Regions from separate parts of the Mus musculus genome. Here region 1 is linked to region 2. Evidence: chromatin contacts called from ENCODE Hi-C data. All regions are on one chromosome and are shown on one strand. Each heading gives the region's core, a stretch centred on a gene start or an enhancer-like site at or near the end of the contact. The rest is flanking DNA. Distances are from core to core; before and after follow the strand shown. Region 1 holds the start of Spaca4 (sperm acrosome associated 4). Region 2 holds the start of Nr1h2 (nuclear receptor subfamily 1, group H, member 2).

Region 1 (4,611 bases), core at 1,198-3,697, 1.2 Mb after region 2:
GCCTGTGTCTCTACAGCATCCTACCCCCAGTGCCACAGTCCCCCATCCTTTGTCTACCCCTTTCTCCCCTAGCTGGTGGCTGTAGTCATGGATGTCTTCACCGACCCTGACCTGCTCAGAGACATGGTGGATGCTGCTACCCGCCGATGGATTCCTGTCTACTTACTGCTTGACCACCAGCATCTGCCTGCCTTCCTGGCACTAGCCCAGCAGTTAGGGGTGAACCTGTGGACCACTGAGGTAGGAGCCAGGCCAGAGCCATCTAAATGTCCCTAATCCACAGAGGGGGACATTTCCACGGGTCTCTAGGTCACTGGGGTTCCCTGAGATCTGAAACACATGCCACTGGAGGGTGGGAGTTGGGGAGGGGGGTGTCCTGGATCCTTGATCCAGAACTAGTTATCCTCAGATCTAAGATTTGGTATCAGTGGCCCTGGGGATGCTGGGACAGTATCGATGGCATCACAGAATATGCCCTTTCCCAGAACCTGGATATCCGGACCGTGCAGGGCCACACCTTCCAGAGCCGCAGGCGACGGCAGGTGAGCGGCCATGTGCGGGAGAAGTTCGTGCTCCTGGACGGTGACAGGGTCATCTCGGGATCCTACAGGTGTGTCCCCTCATGACACCCTGTGCTCAGCCCTCCCTCTCGACATGATGGGGGAGGGGTTGCGATGGGGGAGCATCCTGGGTCTCTGGGCTCCGCACTCATCTCTACAATGGTTCCACACACTCATCCAGGAGAGGAGGTGTGTTCTGCCACAGAGAACACTTAGGGCTGTCTCTGCTGTTGGCCAGGTGAGTGGCCTTGTGAATCCCAACTTGGGAAGCTGAGGCTGGGCTCTGAGTGCCAGATAGCTGGATTCAGATCCTAACCCTGCCAGCTCCTAGCTGTGTGCCTTCAGGCAGCTTACTCCCCTTTCCTGTGCTGCCTGTCAGAATGAGATGATAGGGATCAGGCTATTGTGGGTTCCCATCCACTCTGCGTACTGAGCCTCATCCCTGCCTCCACCCAGCAGATAATCAGTGGTGTGTCCCTTACCCATTCTCAACATCATGACAATCCCAGAATCCTCCAGACACAGCCAAGTACCCAGGGTGAAGAGGTGCTGACCAGGAACCGCTATTCCGGAAGGGTACGGAAGACCACACTCAGCAGATTTGTGGCCACAGCTGCCTGCGTTCATGTGGCCAGTGGTGGGAACGTGCGTTTCTGACAAGTCCCCACGCAGCACTGACACTGTGGGTCCTGTTCACCCTTTGAGACCCCGCCTCCATCCCTGAGACATGCTGCTTTGGAGTGACACTATCATCCTGGCGTTGCCAGAGGACAGAGCGGGGTAGCCAACACATGACCTAAGTGCTTCAAAGCTGGATGTGGTGACACACAACAGAGAGAAGATCACAGAGGAGGCCGTCCTTAGCTGCGCAGAGAATTTGAGGCCATTCTGGCATACAGGGAACCCTGCCTCAAAAATCATTCCTGCTCACAAAAAAAAAAAAAAAAAGTCCTCTGAAACCCCATCTGATATTGATTTTTACCGCATGTCACGAACTCTCAGGTGACACCAACATAAAGCAGCATCCGCGTCAATGTGGAAAGATGTGCGTCCTAGAACCAATGGGGCACAGCTGAGCCATGAGAGCCACAGGCCATGCCCCACATGAAGGCAAGCCAGGGGCTTTGCCAGCCCGCCTCCCACGGTCCTGGAATGGAGGAAGCCAGGGCCACAGGAGGTAGACTGCACCTCTGGCCATTTAATGGGGGAAAGGGATGAAGGCGGAAGCCCGGGGCACAGCCCTAGGCCCTGCAGTTCTTGTGGGTCACAGCCAGTATTGAAGCAGCAGCAACAGGCCCAGGAGCAGCTGCAGACCCAGTGACAGGCTGGTAGCCCCTGTGGAAAGGCCAGTGCCCTTATTGCAAAGGTGGCCAGAACAGCAGGTGGTGGTGAGACTGTATGTGAGGCCCATGTAGCTGATGGGTTCCTCGCGGCCACAGCTGGTGGAGTGCACGCAGCCTTTGTTGATGATGGGCCCCACACCCTGGGCTACTCCGTGGCCTGTGAAGCAATCTTCGTCATCCCCACAGCGCATGTGTGTGCCAGGGCACCGAGCAGAGTCAGTCAGCTCACAGAAGACGCAGTCCTTGATGCCTGTCACACCTGGGCAAAGAACCAACACCAGAAGCAGTGGCCAGCCAAGGACCATGGTGGCCTGGCGGCGTGGATAGCACCCAAGCCAGGCCGGGGGCTTCCTTGACCTCCTGGATGGCCGAGTGTGACCTCCTGGAACACCTCCTGCCCCTCGTCCTGGCCTTGGGGGTCAGCAGTTGGAGTGTTTCGGGTTCCCGATACAACGTGTCCTTTTCAGAAGCTCTTCAGTCCTCGGGTTGGAGATGGGCCAGCACCCCTGCTCACAAGCCTTTGGGCCATGGAACTCAGTGACCTCACAGACACTCAGGGTTCTTGGATAGCTGGGGGTGGGGGAGGGGAGGTAGCCTGGTCCACCACAGGCTGAGGGAACCAAGAACCTTCACCTGGCAAGGTAAGGATGCTTGAAGGATAATCCCATAACGCCGACACATTGGCTCGGCCCGCCCACAGCAACCTCACTTTACCGATGGCCCACTGAGGCCATAGAGTATTGCTTGATGCATTCAAGACCTGTGTATGTTCAAATTTGCCCTGGAGGTGTTAAAGCCCTGGTCACGTGACACGGAGGACAGGTACCACCCTCTGCAGCCGGTGGGCCCCATGTTCTGCGTGGCAGATGTGCTTCTTGGATCCTGGTGTACAGTGCACACGCTTAGGAAGTACAGCCTTTCTGGTGAATCTGTGGAAATGGTCCTGCGGGTATTAGAAGATCACCCTCATGATAAACTGCGACTCTGAGATGTCCCTCAGTGGGGCAGAGCAGAGCCCATGTTTCCAGTCATCTAACTTTAGGTAGTCACGATAACGTTTTCTTGGGTTTTGTTGTTTGTTTTTGTTTTGAGATAGTCTCATGTAGCCTAGGCTTTTCTGGAACAGCGTAGCCGAGGCTGGCCTTGAACTCCTAATCCTCCTGTCTCAGCCTCCTGAGTGCTAGGGTTACAGGCTTCTATTACCATGTTGTCCCCAGGTTGGTTGTGACTAGCAGCAAGGCAGATACTTTTTGTCCTCTTCACCAACGGAGCTGAGCCCTGTGAGATCATGTCCTAAGGTCACAGGGCCTGGGGTAGCTGCCACCCTGTACAGCTCCTGACTGTCACCTTCCATCCCTAGCTTCACATGGAGTGACTCACGCCTGCACCGGAGCCTGGTGACCTTGCTCACAGGAGAAATTGCAGATGCCTTCAACCAGGAGTTCCGTGTCCTGTACGCAGCCTCCAGGCCGCTCTCTGCAGCTCCGGCTCGAAGCCCTTTGTTCAGTCCTCCTGAGGGCCCACAGCTGCCCCGAAGCCCACACCGTGTGGCCCTGCGCTGTCCTGTGGCCCCTGTAGCCCCATTGCTGTCTGATGGGCCTTTGGCTCAACGCCTGGCTGCCTGTCACATCCTCGAGCGGGACAAACAGGAGACCCCCACCACCACGGGGCCAGCTCTCAGTGACATCTTGAGGAGTGTACAGCGCACCAGGACAACCAGTGGTCCCCCGACCCGACCCAGCCGCTCCCTATGGGACCTTAGCCGCCTGTCCCAGCTCTCTGGCTCAAGTGATGGTGAAAATGAGGTGAGACCCCCCTGCTGAGGACTGAGACACAGAAGCCAAGAGATAGGGGGCCCTGCTGGGACACCAGAAGCAGGAAACACTTGTCATTTTGAAAGAGAGTTGTAGAGCTGAGGCTGGCCTTAAACTGATTCTCCTGCCTCCACGTTCCTTGTATTGGGATGACAGGCATGCACCACCATGCCTAAGTTGGTTAAACTTAACCTACCTATTTCACAGATGGGGAAACTGAGGCACCTGAGAGGAGTTGGAACTTAGCTCTGACTGTTTCCCCAAAGGACTTGTTGACATCCTACATCTGACTGTCCTGAGGGTGTTGGGGAAATGGAGGGGGTGGGGGTGAGGGGAACTGAGAATCCCTCTGCATTTTTATGGAGAATGAGGGTATGGCTGAGCCCAGTTTAGCTGCTTGGATAGTCCTGGGCCAGAAATGGCTGTCTGTGAGCCTCAGTTTCTCTCTGTGTGAGTCATGTTGTTGCATGAGAAGATGCAGAGCCGCGTGGGAGAGTCAAGTAGCCTCACCCAGGATGCAGGCCGAGGGAGTTATGTCCCTCAGTGAGCTAACCCAGGCCGAGGGAGTTATGTCCCTCAGTGAGCTAACCCTTTCTGGCTTCAGCCTTCCAATCTGTTCCCTGGTAACTGGAGCAGAGTCATTTCTGTCAGCTTTGTCTATGAAGTTAGACCTAAAGGAAAAGGAGTGGAGTGGCCAGGTCAAGGTCCTTGCCTCGCCTCCATCTGGGGTTCTCCTCCCTTGGCAAATATTTGTTCCCCTGGATGGCCACAGCTGCTTCCTGCTCTTCCCCAGCTCCACGGCAAGAGGAAAGGCATCCCATGTAGGTCTGGGGTTCCAGGCTCCCCACTTATGTCCCCCAGGCTCTGGAGGCTTCCTTTCATCTTCCTCATCTC
Region 2 (4,397 bases), core at 1,054-3,553:
GCTGGATCATCAGCTCCTGAGCCGCGGTCAGCTGGATGCCCTCTCCTTCCCCGGAGCCCTGGCTGCTTGCTTCCGAAGTGCCAGGGGAGGCCGCTGGCCGGCCTGAGCTGCTGGCTGCTGGCTCAGATGGGGGTGGTGGCTGCTGCTGTTGCTGCTTCTGAATCCTTTTCTTCCGAATCTGCTCCTCAGAGAGCACGCCTGCGGGAAAGCCGGCCTCAGAGGCGGGCCTCAGCCTCACTTACACCTCCCCTTGCAGGTGACCCGCTCTCCCTCTAGCCCCACCCCTTGCTTACACTGCTCCCGCATGCCAGCCTCCTTGCACTTGCGCAGCCGGCAGAGCTGGCACTTGCGCCGCATGAAGGCATCCATCTGGCAGGTTCCGCTGCCCCGACAGGCATAGCGCCCGGCCCCACCGTGGACCACACTGCGCCGGAAGAAGCCTTTGCAGCCTTCACAGCTGAGCACGTTGTAGTGGAAGCCCGAAGCCTTGTCTCCGCACACGCGGCACAGCTCATGGCCCAGCATCTTCGGGGCCGGCCCCTTCTTCCGCTTGCGCTCAGGCTCATCCTCTGGCTCTAAGATGACTTGGGGTGAGCAGATGCCATGAGAGATAGCGACAAAGAGAAACAGCAGCCGGGGAACGGGCCATGGGAGGTCCCGAAGCGAGGGTGAGAGGACGGGGCTGCAACGCCAAGGGAAAGATCTGCAGGTCGGCGGGCTCCGGAGGACGAGTCGGCGGTGTCAGGGAGAAAAGGAAGGGAAAGCGGACCAAAAGACAGGGGCCACCATCTCCCCGCCCTTCCTTCACAAAGCCCCACACCCCTGTTCCTGTCTCCCCATCTCACCCACGATGTAGGCAGAGCTGGACCCTTCAGAGCCTGGAGGAGGATCAGTCTCCTGCCCCTCTTCCTTAATAGTGGGTGACGTGGCGGAGGTACTGGGCTGAGGAGAACCATTCCCTAGGAAAAGGAAGACAGGACAGTGAGCTTCTCCAACACTGTGGAAGGGGCTGGCTAGGGAAAGCCCGTCACTCACCAGGCACGGGAGTGTCCAGAGAACTTGTGGGGGAAGACATAGTGGGTCACGAAGCAGCCTGCTGAACATAGGGGAGCCAGCCAATTACAGGGCATAATAGGGGTGTCTCTTCTTCCAGTGCTCACGGACTCTTGAGACATGATCTCATACAGCTCAGGCTACCCGAACTATGTGGCTGAACAGCTTGAACCACCTCCAAAATCTTGGAACACACTACTCTAGGCTGTCCTGGGATCTTCCGCACTCCTGCCTCGGCCTCTCAAGTGCTGCCATTACAAGACTGTGCCACACCTCAGTGTTTTTAACTTCTATATTGAGCCCCCACTCCCAGCCCTAGTTCCTAATAAACATCACACACTTTAACATGCCCAACCCGGCCCACTGCTCCTTCCACCTCTCTACGAATCATGACCTCAGAGAGCCCAACAACTCTATTCCTCTTCTGTGAGCACCAACTGTGCTCTTATCATGGGAGATCCTAACTTTGCCCCGCCTCTCCCATCAGGGCGCAACCATTACCCTTCTACCATAGGCTCCTTCAAGGCTTTAACGCACCCCAATACAGACCCCAGACCCTACCCATCCCATCAAGTCCCTGGCCCCACCCCTTCCCACTCTGGAGCAGAAACCCAAATTCCGCCCCGTTCCTCCTAGGCTCCGCCCCTCTCATTCCCCCAAAGCCAATTATAGGTCTTCACTGTGCCACGCCCTCCATGCCTCTGCCCCTCCCAATCCCCCCCAACAGTGGTCTAGGCCCCGCCCCAAGAATCAAAAGCCTTTAATCACAGACTATCTACAGCAGGCCTTCTGCCCATCTGTGTCCCGCCCCCGCCCACCAACCATAGGCTTTCCCTACGCCCCGCCCCGTAGAGTCACGCCCACCTTGTTCCAGGCCCCGCCCCTCTCCGTGCACCAGGGGGAGGCGGGGCTCATGACTGCACCGGCGATCGGGAGGGGGGTCGCAGGGGGTCTCCGACTCTGTTGCCCTGGAAACGGCCGTGGGAGGCGAGAGCTGCGAGGAAAGTGAGGGAAGGATGCGCGCGCTAAGCGGGACCCACGGCGATCCGCGTACCGGGCTCAGTCCCACCTGCCCGGCCGCCCGGCGCACTTGCCTCTGTGTCCGCACCGGTGATTGTGCCTCCACAGCACTTTGGAAGTAACTTCAGAAGCCTGGGAGTAGCTCGAAGCAACAGCGCTTGCTGAGCGAAAAGCAAAAGTAACTTCGCCACTTCTTCCGGCAACCCCGCTGCGCGTCACTTCCGGAAGTAGGCGGACCGGGAAAGGTGACAGACTTCCGGTCTGCCAGGGCGCCACCGACTGTGAGGCCTCGGCCGGAAGTGGCACACCGGAAGTTTATTTCTTCTGGTAGTTCCCCTCTGGGACTCAGAAAAAAGTTCCGGAAAGTTCTTTCGTTTCTTTTCGCAGGTGGCTAACGAAGCAGGTTTTAACCTTTTTGAGTAGTTTAAAGTTCTCTACTTTTGTAGCGGTGCTGCATGGCTGCTTTTTAAAAAAATTTTTGTCTTGATTTTGAGACAGGATCTCTTATTTCAAGGGTGGCCTTAAACTTCTGAGCCTGTTGCCTTTACCTCCCCATTATTGCGGTAGCAGCTCCTCTTCCAGCCCTGTATGTTGGTTCTAAATATTTTAAATTTGGAGATGGCAAGATGGTTACAGGATGGTTTTAAGCCTAAAAAGCTTAAAGGCTTTTCATACCTTAAACTTCTCCAGCTCAGGGCTTGGGCTGCCCTTCCCTTTATAATCCAGCCGATTTGGTTACTGGGTCCTTTACTCTCCTGGCTCGCCTCTCTCTCCTTCTCCTTCTCCTCCTCCTCACATGTCCTGATTCTGGATCTTGTTCACTTTGGACTCTCTTGATGTCCCCGCCTCGGGAACTTTTTTTTTTTTTTTTAAGATTTATTTATTTATGTATATGTGAGTACACTGTAGCTGTCTTTAGACACACCAGAAGAGGGCATCAGATCTCATTACGGATGGTTGTGAGCCACAATGTGGTTGCTGGGATTTGAACTCAGGACCTTCAGAAAAGCAATTGGTGCTCTTAACTGCTGAGCCATCTCTCCAGCCCAGGAACTTTTTTATACAAGAATTTATTTTTGCATTCAGCTTCATAATAGGAAGAAGTAAATATAAAAAAGGCAAATTGGGTGCAGACCCATGCCTGCAATAAGCAAACAGACCCAGGCAAGGCAAGAGGATTGCTTTTAGTTGGAAGCCAAATTGAGCTAGGAAGTGAGACCTGGCCATCAGCTAAATGTGAATAAACAAGTAGCCTCAACCCCTCTCCCATAAAAGTAATAATACCAGCTTTTTCACAAAAGATTGAAATACTTGTGTGAATCTCAGATGGAAAACATTCAGAGATTGTTTCTCCGCACTCCCCACTTATGGACAGTTGGGAATCTTTATTAAGCACAAATTCTTGCTTTTACTTAACTTTTGTTGCTGTTGTTCTTGGTTTTGTTTTGTTTTGTTTTTTGTTGTTGTTGTTTTGGTTTTGTTTTGTTTAGGTTTGGTTTTTTCGAGACAGCGTTTCTCTGTATAGTCCTGGCTGTCCTGGAACTCACTTTGTAGACCAGGCTGGCCTCGGACTCAGAAATCCGCCTGCCTCTGCCTCCCAAGTGCTGGGATTAAAGGCGTGCGCCACCACCGCCCGGCCACTGTTGTTCTTGTTGATTTGTTTGTTTTGCAAGGCAGGGTTTCTTTGTGTAGCCATGGCTGTCCTAGAACTGCTTCTGTAGACCAGGCTGGCCTTCATCTCCTAAGAGAGTTGGCCAAGGCCTCTGCCTCCCATGTGCTAGGATTAGAAGTGCATACCACCACTACCTGGTTTAACCCCCACCCCCTTTTAAAAGCATGGTCTCGCCATTCTAGCTGTCCTAGAACTCTATGTACACCAGGTTGGCTTCCAGGTCAGAGATAGATCCTCCTGCCTCTGCCTCATGAGTACTGGGATTAAAAGTGCCATGCTATGATAATCTAACAAATTCTTACAAAGTTGAGGCTGGAGCCTACGTTACCTCAGTCATGCAACAAAATTGGTCCTGAGACCCAGCCACTAACCCATGCTTTTTTTCAGAAATAAGTGATAGGTCTCAAAACAAACAAACAAAAGCCAAAGCCTGGACGGATAGCTGAGGTGCATATTAATATGTGGACTCGGCGCCAGTCCCTCTCAGTATCACCAATACCTGTTAGTGTATAGTTACCCCTACCCTCAGCCTTTTCCCCAAGATTCTCATTCCCACATAATCCAGTTGTTTTGGCTACATGTCCCTTAGCTCTCTTGGTCCTCTTTGTGTCCTGGTTCCCCCATCCTCCCTCTCTCACCCCTGACCCCATGG

What was found. Hi-C counts contacts between places; a loop is a spot of excess contacts on that map.
Region 1: a map of regulatory T cell shows a loop between it and region 2 (3-fold over the local background). The contact joins the promoter of Spaca4 here to the promoter of Nr1h2 in region 2. A Hi-C loop is called at or near these places in 2 of 37 maps with a recorded cell type or tissue (gastrocnemius and regulatory T cell).

What each region holds. Positions count from the first base shown.
Region 1 is chr7:45,723,369-45,727,979 of GRCm38, forward strand. Spaca4 (sperm acrosome associated 4) reads right to left here and starts at 2,448. Exons shown (of 1, transcript NM_027055.3): 1 at 1,739-2,448. The coding sequence starts at 2,208. The coding sequence ends at 1,825. It overlaps Fam83e (family with sequence similarity 83, member E), which reads left to right. Exons shown (of 5, transcript NM_001033170.4): 2 at 73-240; 3 at 486-610; 4 at 3,264-3,708.
Region 2 is chr7:44,551,662-44,556,058 of GRCm38, forward strand. Nr1h2 (nuclear receptor subfamily 1, group H, member 2) reads right to left here and starts at 2,304. Exons shown (of 10, transcript NM_001285517.1): 1 at 2,148-2,304; 2 at 1,918-2,047; 3 at 1,036-1,093; 4 at 846-959; 5 at 294-584; 6 at 1-198. The coding sequence starts at 1,075.